3 separate regions of the Mus musculus genome follow, and all the other regions are linked to region 1. Evidence: chromatin contacts called from ENCODE Hi-C or POLR2A ChIA-PET data. All regions are on one chromosome and are shown on one strand. The core of a region is the stretch at or near the end of the contact, and the rest is flanking DNA. Distances in the headings are between cores, read along the strand shown. Region 1 holds the start of Ccn1 (cellular communication network factor 1). Region 2 overlaps Ddah1 (dimethylarginine dimethylaminohydrolase 1). Region 3 overlaps Ddah1 (dimethylarginine dimethylaminohydrolase 1).

What was found. A loop is a pair of places that touch in the nucleus more often than their neighbours do. ChIA-PET counts read pairs that join two places held with the same protein, here RNA polymerase II (POLR2A).
Region 2: a map of heart shows a loop between it and region 1 (2.2-fold over the local background). The contact joins the enhancer-like site here to the promoter of Ccn1 in region 1. A Hi-C loop is called at or near these places in 1 of 37 maps with a recorded cell type or tissue (heart). POLR2A ChIA-PET finds 5 or more read pairs at or near these places in 4 of 5 experiments (Patski and embryonic stem cell).
Region 3: POLR2A ChIA-PET joins it to region 1 with 13 read pairs in Patski. The contact joins the enhancer-like site here to the promoter of Ccn1 in region 1. A Hi-C loop is called at or near these places in 1 of 37 maps with a recorded cell type or tissue (left cerebral cortex). POLR2A ChIA-PET finds 5 or more read pairs at or near these places in 2 of 5 experiments (Patski and embryonic stem cell).

The regions. Positions count from the first base shown.
Region 1 is chr3:145,648,229-145,652,670 of GRCm38, reverse strand. Ccn1 (cellular communication network factor 1) reads left to right here and starts at 2,686. Exons shown (of 5, transcript NM_010516.2): 1 at 2,686-2,941; 2 at 3,236-3,449; 3 at 3,794-4,138; 4 at 4,260-4,442. The coding sequence starts at 2,879. Gm17501 (a long non-coding RNA gene) reads right to left here and starts at 2,594. Exons shown (of 3, transcript XR_003954574.1): 1 at 1,751-2,594; 2 at 68-1,288.
Region 2 is chr3:145,883,737-145,888,178 of GRCm38, reverse strand. All of the region lies in intron 4 of Ddah1 (dimethylarginine dimethylaminohydrolase 1), which reads right to left. The region is part of intron 1 of Gm35187 (a long non-coding RNA gene); the gene reads left to right. Among named protein-coding and RNA genes, the nearest start is that of Gm35187, 4.7 kb to the left of the region's middle. Within about 2 kb of position 2,623, at least 1 of the 3 ENCODE cell types and tissues checked has a DNase peak (open chromatin) inside an H3K27ac peak, as active enhancers do; it is heart, where a contact is called at or near this core.
Region 3 is chr3:145,814,813-145,819,254 of GRCm38, reverse strand. All of the region lies in intron 1 of Ddah1 (dimethylarginine dimethylaminohydrolase 1), which reads right to left. Among named protein-coding and RNA genes, the nearest start is that of Ddah1, 58 kb to the right of the region's middle. Within about 2 kb of position 2,339, at least 1 of the 3 ENCODE cell types and tissues checked has a DNase peak (open chromatin) inside an H3K27ac peak, as active enhancers do.

The DNA.
Region 1 (4,442 bases), core at 1,437-3,936:
AAGTCCACTGGGTGGAGAGACGGTGGGGGTGAAGAGTCCTGCAATGAGAACCCGAAGGGACACTTACCCACTCCATTTGCACATTTCCCTCCCTGTCTGTCAACGAAGGATCTGTAGCTCTCAGCAGAGGAGGTGAGAAGGCGACAGCACGTCTGGAGTTGCTGGACCATCCTAGGCAAGGACTTAAGCAGCCGCTGTTTCTCCTGGTTCCCAGCATGCTGTCTGCAGAGGCGATGCACAGAGGTTCCCGCAGCCTCTCCTCCTCCAGCACCTCCTGGCCTTGACGACTCCAGCACCCCTCCTCTTCTCACCACACACCCGCTGCTTTAAATGGACAGCTGACGCTAATGTTCTCCCCGCGTCTCCTCTGGGACAATCCCATTCTCCGAGATTGCCCAGTTGGAGTCCAGAAACAAAACCCCACACATCCTCGTTAGAAAACTTTAATCTGATTTTTAAAGGCATCTATGGAATGGCGTGTCTGTTTGAACGCTGTGCCGTATACCGGACCTCTAGGCTTCCCCCCCTCACCCTCCAACTCCCCTCAGCAAAGGAACACAGCATATTCAGGCCAGTTGGATCATCCACTGCAACTTTATTTTAAATCATGATAGACAGATTGCGTGAAAAACAAGGAATTCCAACGAATTTCCTGCTCTGGGAACAGAAGTTAAGTCTATATTTAACAACATTTGAAGCTGTCAAGAATGCCTTGTGGTTGGATAACAGAGGGAGAAAAATGTTAAAAACGCAGGCTACTGCTATACCCAAATATGGAAATATTGTTACGTCTGGTGTCTGATTCACCATCTGGAAATACTTACAACCATGAAGTCAAATAGAAAAGACGCCACAACAGAAGCCAGGAACCCTCCTCTCCATTCTGTTTCTCCAGCGCCTCCTTCTACCCTGTTCCTTGCCTTCTCCACCCTCACCCCCTACCCTCCCGAGCTTCCCTAAGATGGAAACAATGAACTGTGCGCAGGAGGAACTGTTCTCTAATAAATCGGCCAGCCGAGGGGACCAGGCCTAGGCTTTGCTTTCATTATTTGCATAACACTTGACAACCCATTGTCTTTAAAAGTCCCCACCCCCAGAAAGCCTTGGAGAACCTACCGCCTCTAGCAAATTCCTCCAGGACTTACGAAAGGGCGCTTTTGAATGAATGAACTTAACTCTTTCCAGTAACAGCTGTCTTCACTGGAGTGTGCGCAACAGCCTCTCCTTCTCACTGGAGTCATTCATAGAACAGGCAACGCAGGAGGCTCTCTTAAGCAAGATCGCGAAGCTGCAAAGGCAGAGAGGCCCTAAATATTAAAAATGAAGAAAAGCTATCCCAGTTTATGAATGGCATTAATAACCCCAAATAGGGTCTTGTGTGGGAGGGGTGTCTTCAGTTGTATGTTTAATAAGATCTTAAAACCCAACTTCCTCTATTACAGTGTTGCCTTCTAAATCCCTCATGTCTCGGAACTTGGAGGGAGCCACTGCACTACCCTTGAAAAAGAAGGCTTCTAAGTGATCCAAAACAAAGGAGTTAAACACATGGACGGGCCCAGACACACACACACACACACACACACACACACACACACTCACACACACGGGGGGGGGGCAAACAAATACACACAGCGAGACACATAGGGGGCGGTGGGGGAGGGTGTCTGCAAACACCCCGAGTCTTTTTTCCAGCTATCCACAGGGCACAATGGTCCTGTTAGAATCTGTTTTGTCCCGGTAGCTTTTGCACCTGGTGATTTCAGGACAAGTCACTCCACGGTGGTCTCCTCCGCTTCTGCTTTGGCTGCTCAGTTTCCACCGCCGCCAGTCCAGGGAGAGAGGCCAGGAGGGTTGACCCGGCCTCCGGCATCCGTGAGGAAGTGGACGTCAGGCTCCGGGAGAACTCTGCACTCGTTTCCTCTTGGATTTCCAATGCAGGCAGTGGGCTGGAACTAAAACTGGGAACCTCCAAAAACAAACAAGTACAACATACCAAAAAAAAGGGGGAGGGATGAGGGAAGACCTCTGGCTGGAAATATGCCAGCGAAGAGGGAAGCTTCCCTCCCCCCCCCCATTCATAAATGCCACTCCGGGTATTAATTTGCAATACACTTCTCTTGGCTAATAAACATCATGCCAAAGCTTTGGGACTTGATCCGAGCATGCCTCTTTGAAGTCCACAAATAGATCCCTGGCTTAGAAACCAACTCCCCCTCCCCTTTGGACTCTCAGTAGATAACTTTACTCTCACCTTGGTTGTAAACAAGCAAACAGCTCGCTGCCTTTCCCGGTAGGCATCACCAAACAAAACCACTTTTGTTCCTCTGTCTCCCGCCCTCCCATGTCTAGGCAAAGATCTGAAGGGTTCACACCAACACATACACCACGCCCCCCCCCCCCATATACCCTCTTCAATCAAAATCATCACCCTCGCGCCCCAAGCATCCCGCCCTCCCCAAAGGAAGTTGTTATTTAAAGTGGAAAAAAACGAACTTTTTTTTCTCTCTGATGGATCTGAGAAGAGGGGGGAAAAGGTGCAACGGAGCCAGGGGAGGTGCTTGGCAGCAGCCCGCGCCAACCAACATTCCTGAGATGTTTGAGAATTCTAGAACGCGCCGACAGAGCTACGTCACTGCAACACGCGGCGCCTAGGCAGGCATTATAAAGGGCGGGCTCCCGGCGCTGGGGCAGACCGTGAGCGAGAGCGCCCCAGAGAAGCGCCTGCAATCTCTGCGCCTCCTCCGCCAGCACCTCGAGAGAAGGACACCCGCCGCCTCGGCCCTCGCCTCACCGCACTCCGGGCGCATTTGATCCCGCTGCTCGCCGGCTTGTTGGTTCTGTGTCGCCGCGCTCGCCCCGGTTCCTCCTGCGCGCCACAATGAGCTCCAGCACCTTCAGGACGCTCGCTGTCGCCGTCACCCTTCTCCACTTGACCAGACTGGTGAGTTGGATTTTTTTTTTTAACCACTGCTTCCCGGTCTGCCCTCATCGATTCCTTTCCCCGGGCCATGATCTTTCACCGCAGGGAAAGTTAGACTGAAAAGTTCGGAGGTAGCTGTTGCTTTATGCCCAGGGGGCCTCTTCCTGGGACGCAGCCGCTGGGGTGGTCAGGCTGCCGGGACGCGATCGAGACACTTCTGGTGGACGGAGCCCCACAGCCAGACCTAGGCTCAGGGCAGTTTACGTGCCTCCCCGAGCAATGCAAAGCAATCTCACGCGCTTCTCCCTCTTGCAGGCGCTCTCCACCTGCCCCGCCGCCTGCCACTGCCCTCTGGAGGCACCCAAGTGCGCCCCGGGAGTCGGGTTGGTCCGGGACGGCTGCGGCTGCTGTAAGGTCTGCGCTAAACAACTCAACGAGGACTGCAGCAAAACTCAGCCCTGCGACCACACCAAGGGGTTGGAATGCAATTTCGGCGCCAGCTCCACCGCTCTGAAAGGGATCTGCAGAGGTAAGAGGCTTGTGGTTTGGCCCCTTTAAAAAAAATAATAGTCCCCATAGTCCAGAAGTTTAGTAATTTTGAGACCATGTATGGTGGACGCTTTGTTGATGGTAGCTTGGCAGAAAGGCACATGATTTCAGCAGTCTGGAATGCAATTCAGAGTGTCTGGGCCCAACGAAAAGCGCATACGGAAAAGTGATTCCTGACTAACTTATTGTTCAGCTCTGGAGTCTCGGGGGAACTGTAGGGAACTTTACCATACATTGAATTGAACAGCGGAAAATATGTATGAGTTTCAGCCTGTGGCGGCGAATCTTAACCTTCTCCTCTCTCTCTTTTGGTCGTCTTTGCAGCTCAGTCAGAAGGCAGACCCTGTGAATATAACTCCAGAATCTACCAAAACGGGGAAAGCTTCCAGCCCAACTGTAAACACCAGTGCACATGTATTGATGGCGCCGTGGGCTGCATTCCTCTGTGTCCCCAAGAACTGTCTCTCCCCAATCTGGGCTGTCCCAACCCCCGGCTGGTGAAAGTCAGCGGGCAGTGCTGTGAAGAGTGGGTTTGTGATGAAGACAGCATTAAGGACTCCCTGGACGACCAGGATGACCTCCTCGGACTCGATGCCTCGGAGGTGGAGTTAACGAGAAACAATGAGTTAATCGCAATTGGAAAAGGCAGCTCACTGAAGAGGCTTCCTGGTAAGTGGATATAGAGTCCTTAAGACACTGTGCAGAAATGCTTTCTTGGTCTGCAACTTTGTAGAAACCAGTGTGTGTATGCAAGCATCTAAGAAGCCTTCCATTTCCTTTATCTTTCTAGTCTTTGGCACCGAACCGCGAGTTCTTTTCAACCCTCTGCACGCCCATGGCCAGAAATGCATCGTTCAGACCACGTCTTGGTCCCAGTGCTCCAAGAGCTGCGGAACTGGCATCTCCACACGAGTTACCAATGACAACCCAGAGTGCCGCCTGGTGAAAGAGACCCGGATCTGTGAAGTGCGTC
Region 2 (4,442 bases), core at 1,374-3,873, 240 kb before region 1:
CAGCTCACTTTACTCTTTCTTAACCTTCACAGCTGAGACAGCACCAAGGATTACTAGAGAGAGGCCCAGTGACTGAAGGCTGCAAAGAGACCCTCAAAACATAGTATGTGATGGCCACCGCTCCCATTCAAGCCTATATACACATAAACAAAACCCGTTATGCTCATTGTCTTAATTCCCCAAGCACTAGGGAGGAGCATGAGTAGGTTTTGGTCCCAGGACATTGAGGCAGGGTTCTTCCACCATTATTGAATACCAGACAACAGCTGGTTGGGTTTGCAGCTTAAGTCTAGGTAAATAGGTGACTCAGTGCATTCTCTATTCACAGAGAAAGAAAACACAAGACTCACAGTAAGAAGTTTCGTGGCTAGACCACATAGCTGAGTTCTCACTAGGATTTCCTCTCCACTTGAGCGGGAGGGCAGATCTCCCACCTGTCAATCTGACTCACATGTGCCCAAGGGTGACAACCGGGCAGAAGGACCATCATCACTGCCCACTCCTTGTTTACCATCGAGGGAACACACTAAGTCTCCAAGGTACCGGAGTTGAGAAAGTGCCAATAAGAGACCAGACTTCCTTCCCCTCTCCCCATCAACTTCCTCCAGGGATTGGTCCTCTCCTTCTTTGGCCGTACTTGAGTTTTCTTCAGTTGATGATGGCATTTGTTTGAAATTCTAATCTCTGCTTTTCCTCACTCTTTTCTTAATCACCTTTTCCTGAGCTGTATTCATTAGAGCATCTGAGGGGGCATTCCAGAAATTACAGACATAAGGGCTGGCAGCCAAGCTGGAATAGTTTGAAGATAGTTTCATTTTTTCTTTCATTACTGGGAAGAAAAAGAATTATAATTTTCTTAATGGGGGAATAATTTAATGCTGAAGATATATGAAGCAATTTACTGATAAATTCTACTGAGGGTTTCTCTTAAAACAAATGCCTTAACAGATTACCAGTACTACCTCAGGAGGACCCTTCCAATTAATTTAGCCTCCTTGTTATCATCCTGGCCTCCTTGTTATCATTTTGTGGCAAATTATAAACCATGCTGTAAGAAATGACTTTTAATAATGAACTGGATATACACACATGGAGCTGTGAACAGTGCTGTCCCACTCAAAAACCAAAAGCTTCATATATCTGGGTCTCTCTCTCTCTCTCTCTCTCTCTCTCTCTCTCTCTCTCTCTCTCTCTCTCTCTCTCTCTCTCTCCCTCTCTCCCTAAATGATTTTAAAACAGTAACTGTAGATAATAGACAAGCAACCCTTCTTTTTCATAGAAGAGACACAGGGGGTTGATTATTTTGGACTTGCAGTATGTCTGCCATGTTAGCTGAGGACCAGGCTCCCCTTTCCTGTCCAAAGGGTTCATTTGCATTGCCTGTGTGCTGTTATTGACTGGTGAGATGGTTTGCCATTCACTTATAGCTGCGTCCAGGACACACACACACACACACACACACACACACACACACACACACACACGATACAGTGAATTTGCTGTTTAGAGGCGGGTGAATGGTGCAGGGATCACAACTCTTCATGGTGTGTTCTTATATGTGTGCATTTCTGTGTGTGTGTGTGTCTGTGTATTCATATAGATGCGTGAGTGTGTATGTGTGTATGTATGTGTGTGCATTTGTGTGGCAATGGTGTGTGCATGTGTGTTACCAAAAGGATGAACTGACACTGGGCACCCTGGCAGGATAACACTTCAAAGGGCCCAGGCTCCCGGAGAACAAGCAGAGGTGACAGTAACCGACAGGCTTTCTCTTCCCTTCTTGGACACTCAGTCTTGGGGAAAGATGAACATGATCCTAAGCATCCCAAGAATGTGACTGCTGGGCTGACTTCCAGGATTTTCCTTTTCTTAAGAAGGATGGAGGAAGTGGCTTTGTTCCAGAGTTCTTGGTAAAATGTCTGTGTAGCAGTAAGGACTGAACTTCCTGCTTGTCATAGCACCCAGCACCAAAACGGAAGCAGAAAGCACCTAAACTCTCTCTGTGCGTCAGCAAATTCCTCCTGGAGCAGCTTCCTCTGTATCCCCAGAGGCCTCAGGTTCAACTGGGAAAAGTCCACCTAAGTGCCACGCTATCCAGCCTGTGGGGGGTGGGGGTGGGGAAGATTTCAGAGGCAGGCTACATTCCAAATGTTGTCTCTGACTTTTGTCAGTGGAATTATTATTCTACTTTGAGTAACCAAATCAGAATGGTGATAATTGGGTCTGGAAGCTATTGATGTCTGGACCAACTCAACAGGCTTCACAGAGTGCCTGTCCCCTTGGGGCCAGCCACAAGGACCAAGTCAGGTGGTATGCAAATAGACAGATGCAAGGATATTCTAAGTGTTGCCTGCTGGAGGTGACAATCTGTAATTCAAGCATGGTGCCAAGCATGGGGAGGGTGGAGTCTACCTCTCTTATCGCAGGCACCTTCTTAACCCAGAAGGCACACAGTCCTAGAGAGAAAGGGGCTCTGGGCATCTCTGGGGCCACAGCAGCATCCTTGGATCTCTCAAAGCTGCTTTCTTGGAGGGCCTGGCCTGGCTCCCCTGAGTGGAGTTGCCACAAAGCAATGGGAACCAGTGGGAACACGCTGGCTTTCAGCCTGACACTCTATGCACAGCCAGTCACATTAAGCAGGCATTTCCGGCTGTTTCCCACATTTCTGGGAATTTTCTCATTGAAAGGATTGGAAGGCAGCCCTATTCTTCTGCTTCTTACTCATGCCTTCTTTGTATTACAGCAATTACATTAAAAAAAAAATCCTGGGCCGAGTGGTTGGACAGAACAACTTAAGGCTTAATTGGTCAAATACTGAGGCAAAGAGATAAAGAAGGCATTTAAAGATGGTTAGGAAATATTCCAAGCACATTTTTGGCTTGCTCATAATTGATCTTTCCATGATAGATATGTATGTACCCATCTTAACACAGTAAAATGAAATCAATATTAAAAGCAAGTAATTATAGACTCCACCAAGAGATACAGGACCCAACGCACAATCACTTCTCATTGCTACTAGGTAGCTGAAATAACTCTTTATTGGTTTATCATGCATCAGGAGTTTTATTGAAAGCCTAGCAATATATGGCAGTCTCCAAATCCTGGCCATCCTTTTAGGGCTCAGCCAGTATAACTGGATAATATTATAAATTGCTAACATGGCTTCACATTTCATGGGCTCTCACAGCTGGGCTTGGAATGAACACATTCTGAGAGCCATGTCTCTAGTTAAATAAATGACTGTACTGAGGATTAGAACCCGAGCGAGCTCTCTACCATGAAGCTAGGTCTCCTGTCCGCGGCTGTGTGCCATGTTTGCTTGTTTTTGAGACAGGCTCTCATCTCATAACTTTTGCTGTTCTACTCGCGGTGACCTGTCTGCATCTGTAAAGTGCTGGCAATAAAGCTGTGTGACACCACACTTGGCTTGGATGTGTGTTATTTTATTTTGTTTTATTTTAATATTTTGAGTCAGGGTTTCTCTGTGTAGTCCTGGAAATTCACTCTGCAGACCAGCCTGGCCTCAAACTCAGGCATCAGCCTGCCTCTGCCTCCCAAGTGCTGGGATTAAGGACATGCACCACCACCTGACTTCAGATATGTAATACGTATATACACACATATATACACATATATGTATATGTATATATGTACATGTATATATGAGTACACTGTAGCTGTCTTCAGACACACCACCAGAAGAGGGCATCATATCCCATTACAGATTGTGAGCCACCATGTGGTTGCTGGGAGTTGAACTCAGGACCTCTGGAAGTGGTCAGTGTTCTTAACCACGGAGCCATCTCTCCAGCTCCCAGATGTGTATTTTTATAAATAATATTTTTTACTCATTCTTTGAGGATTTCCTAGTAGTATACAATGTGTTTTGGTTACATCCATCTCCACACCCCTCTTCCACCTTTTCCCCAACACGCTCCTCTTCGAATTTTACTTTATTTCGAAAAAATATAGACCCCACCAAATCCAATTGGTGCTACCCATATGGGCATGAGTGTGGAGCCAACCACTGGATCATGGGCTACCTCCCAACGGCCACTCTCAAAGAAAAATGACTCTTCACTCTGGAGCAGCCATCAACTGTCAATGGCTCCTCAGCCAGCCGTGGGACCCAGGAGCTCGCCTCATCTATGCTGGGAAGCTGGCTGGCTTGAGCTCCTACAGGCAGCCGCAGCTCTGTGTCCCGAAGGCAGCATCCCACAGCACTGGTCCCCATCCTCCTCACAGTCTCCCTGCTCCCTCTTCACTGTTCCTGAACCCTGGTGGGATGGTGATGCGTCTCATAGAGGGCTGTGCACTCACAATCATGGTTTCCGTACGTCTACTGGTTCTGCCTTAACTGTGGCCTGACGTGGGAAGTAGCCCGTTCTTTCTGCTCTCCTGGGTGCAGACAAAGCAACGTACAGAAAGGAAGGGCTGGG
Region 3 (4,442 bases), core at 1,090-3,589, 170 kb before region 1:
GCTTGCTGTCAAAGTTGTTCACCATTCACCCGAGTCCTGGGGATTCCCGTGATGGAAAGAGAAAATCAACTTCTGAAAGCTGACCTTTGACCTCCATAAGTCCCATGGAACACAGTCACAAAATAAATACATGAAGTGTAATAAGATTTTTTTTAAAACCTGATTTTAGCTATGTCCACTGCTTCTCCTGAGAAGTGACCTGGAAGTCGGGGTGACAGTTACCTGTTTCCTCTTCCCTAGAGGAGCCTCAGCCACAGCCTAGATCTGCTATCTGGCATTACTGGGACCCGGGATAAAGATAAGGTTACATTTTACAGAAGAACTTCATCGGAAGAAGCCACAGATGTCTCCTCTTGAAGTACTTGGAAACATCCCACCACAATGACCTTTCTAAGATAAGCTGCTGCTCTCTGAGATACGAGAAAGCAAGGTGTCACCTTTGTTGTCTCTATGATGCTATCTGTGACTTTTAATGTAGAGTGTCTGGACCTAATACAGAGTCTCACTGGCCCAGACATCATGAAAGGGATACAACTCCCTGGATGCTATGCAGCCAAATGGTTGGGTTTGTGTGTTTTGGAATTGAATGACTTGGTTCAAATCCTATACTCTGATTGCCTAGCCGACCATGCAACCTACTTATACTCAAAGCCTCAGTTTCTTCAATGTAGGATTCACATTAAAAACTGAGATGGTAAACACATTGTATGTAAGGTGCTCGGAGGCTGGGGATGTAGCTCAGTGACAGAGCATGATTCCTGCCCAGCCAATGTTCATCAGATGTTCATTACTTACTATTGCGTCTTTAACTAGGAGTCTCAGACAATCCACACAAAACTTCAGAACATCAAATGTGCATTGCCTTCATCTGCTGGCTTACACACTCACTCAGTAGACAGATGTGGGCTGATGGCTGGTGCTGTGTGGGGCTCTGTGTTGGACGCTGCATGAAATCCTCTTCTTGGAACCACCTTTACTGAGACTGTGGCTCAGTGCTCAGACCAATGGCTCCATCTCATTGGCTTCCTTACTGTTTAGTGTGTGCAGGTTTGTCCCTGTGTGTACCAAAGAGAAGATGTATGCTTGTGTGAAGTGAATAGTTGAGGCAAGGCTGAGTGTGTGACACAACCCCACTCAGATGAATTCCCTGAGCTCATACTCTGAAGGAATCAGCCACGCTCCCACAACAGGAATGGAAGTGGGAGGGAATTTCAGGCACTGGGATGGCAATTAGTAAAATATCCCAAACTGCCTTACAATGATGGCATATAATTCAGCAACAGTGAAAAGAACGTGTAGTCAAACTTGACACCTCTAGAAGACCTCTTTTTTTAAAAAATGATCTGATTTATTTTTATTTCATATGCATTAGTGTTTTGCCTGCACATATGTCTGTGTGAGGGTATTGGATACCCTAGAACTGGAGTTATAGACAGCTTCGAAGTACCATGTGGATGCTGGGAATTGAACTAGGTTTCCCCCCAGAAGATCTCTTATGAACATCTTTATTACTTATAGAAGAAGAAACTCAAGTTGATTTTCTATGAATTCTACAGAAAGAAAAGACCATGTCCTCCTGACATATTCTTACCTCATGCCCACAACTGTCCCAAGATGGAGAAACGCCAAGGTCTACTTCCCTAGCACAGCCTCATCTTCAAGCACAGCAAGCTAACTTAACGGCCCAGTGACGCCTTCCTCTGTTGAGCTGCCACAAGGCTTCCCACACAGGGCTCTGGGAACAGTCAGGCAGAGGATGCTCTGATGAGCAGGGACAACAACAGAGTCTGTCTCCTATTTGTGAAGGGAAGCTGCCTGCCAAGCCATCCAGCATGAGTGTGGCTGACCCACGAGGTTGAACATTTCTCTGCACAAAGGACCAGAGAGATGGGGCCCCTGCCTCCCGTTATTATGTGTACTCGGGGTTTTTTGTTTTGTTTTTGTTTTTGGAGGGAGAGGAAAGGAAGACATAAAAGAGTAGAAGATTTGACATATCCTGGCTCTACTGCTTCTCAACTTGCTTCTAATCGATCCTGAGCCGCTTTTGGATTCAAGAGATGTGTTATTTTCTGCTACAGGGAGCACAAAGTCCAGTAGTCTTGTTACAATATGCATTTTTTTTAAATTGGCCTTTGCCTCCAGTTGCTGGCACAGAGCTCCTAAGGACCCTGGGATTTCCTGAGTGATAAGTATGTCTGTTGTTATTCATAACAAGCCTCCTTCCATAGCACTTGAATTTATAACAGGCAGAATGGAGGGGGTGGGGCTAGACAGCTTCCAAATGCAGTTGGTCAGAAGACCAGAGGATTGTAGGCTTGGAATGTGGAGACTCACCCAGTGATCTCCAGGAAAAGGGTGGTGGTAGCTAGAGATTGTGTTCTGTAACAAACATTCAGTGATAAGATTTGGTGAGTTTCAGGGTTAGTGAACAGACGGAGGTACTGGGAGGACAGTGTGTCAGGAAAAACATGGACTTCTGGCTCACTCATATACTGTTCTACACGTCAGTTTTCCCCTAGCTATTCCTATGTTCTATCCTTGCTCATGAATTGATAAGTTTAAGCATAAATCCTGTGATTTAGTCTAACAAATTATCAAATGCCAAGTAGGTGGTCACGGAAACCATGTAAGAAGTGATCAACAAGTGGAGTGGGGGCAGACCCGAGGGACCGCACCCTTCTTCTATGGAATCTGAAGTTCCCTCTAGGCAGTGTCTTGATGTAAACATGAGGATGGAAACTATCAGTATGGAGAGTATCCAGGACTGCCACTGGAGCCTCAGGGCAAAGTCTTGGCTTAGGGAGTCTCAGAGACCGGACTGGTCAAGTAAAGAGATGAGTAATGGCAAAAAATAGGGAAAGGAGATGGGACAATATGCCACACGCTATGGCACATGATATGGCAGACGATATTGCACACAGTTTGGCATATGATGATATGGCACACAGTATGACCCCCACACTATGGCACATGATATGGCAGACGATATGGCACATACTATGGCACATGATATGGCACACAATGATATGGTACATGATATGGCACACAGTATGGCACATGATGATATGGCACACAGTATGGCACACTGGGGCCAGGAAGTGCATAGTGGGGCTTAGTGACTCAAGTGCATCTTCAAGGAACTGCTATGGGATTTGGGCTGGAATACATTTAGAACTGGGGCAGGGGCAAGAACTGTGCATAACCAGACAGTCTTCCTATCCTGGTTCTTCAGGGAGTGGCCCTGCTCCAGGATGTAGCCTTACCACTATGACAATTACCCTCACTTTGAGGAGTGGTCCGTCTGCTACCTGAGGCTTGCAGAGGTCAGGCAGGTAGGGTTGGTTCCTTGTCAGAAAGGTCTGACCCGCCGTTCCTAGAATCCAAGGTGACTGCAGGTTTAGGACAGTAACTGGAGAACTTCAGGTGACATTTAGGGGACTGGAACAGGACACTGTTAATACTGCTGATGAGTTAAAGAAAGAGATACAGAGCAAAGGCAGAGATGTCCAGCTTCTGTCCTCTTTTTACTTACTTTTCTGGTTTAGGGGAAGCATCAGTGCTTTGTAGCTAAGGCAGTTTTGAAGTGCAGATTACAGTATTCACTACGAATATAGAACTTCTAACTAGAAATGGACCCAGAAGACAAACTTACAAGTTGACAAGGAGGAGGGGTCTTCATTTAAAATATCCTAAATCACTGCTGGGTGTGGTGTCGCATGCTTTTAATTCAGCCCTACTGTGGAAGTAGAGACAGGTGAGTTTCTGTGAGTTCAAAGCCAAACTGATCTACATAGTTCTAGGGCATGGACTCAGTCTCAATAAAATAAATAATTCTAAAACCAAAGTTGTTCTATTTGTTAGTTTCATAGATGAAATTATGCTGTTTTAGTACCTGGGCATACCATTCAGAGTTAGGTCACCTTGGCCTAACTCTGGCGGCTGAGTCGCCGAGGTCAATTCCACTGAGACTGTCACTGTGTCAATCTGTTAAATGGAACAGTTGGACATGGTGGCCTCCCTTCATCTTTGTGTATGTGCTGGAATGGAGTCAAAGGATTTCCCCCAATCCTGGACACTGAAAAAACTTGGGCCTTATATTGCTGTATCTCAGCCACTTCACAATAAAGCCTTAGGTTTACTAGAACTGTTTATCAAAATAAAATAAAATAAAATAAAATAAAATAAAATAAAATAAAATAAAATAAAATAAAATAAAACAATCCAAGAAGACTGCTGGGAAAACGTAGTCTACTCTTCCCTAAATTACAAAATGTGCACCTGAATTCAGAGGGCTCACAAGCAGTAACCTTGAATTCAGAGAGTCACTCCAAGCGTGAAAACATACTAGGTGCTGCTGCTTACACCAGCATACGCTGTCCTCGTGGGTCTGCAGGAAGAGAAGCCACACAACTTCGTGTGGAGATCTCTCTTCTCCTCAGTAA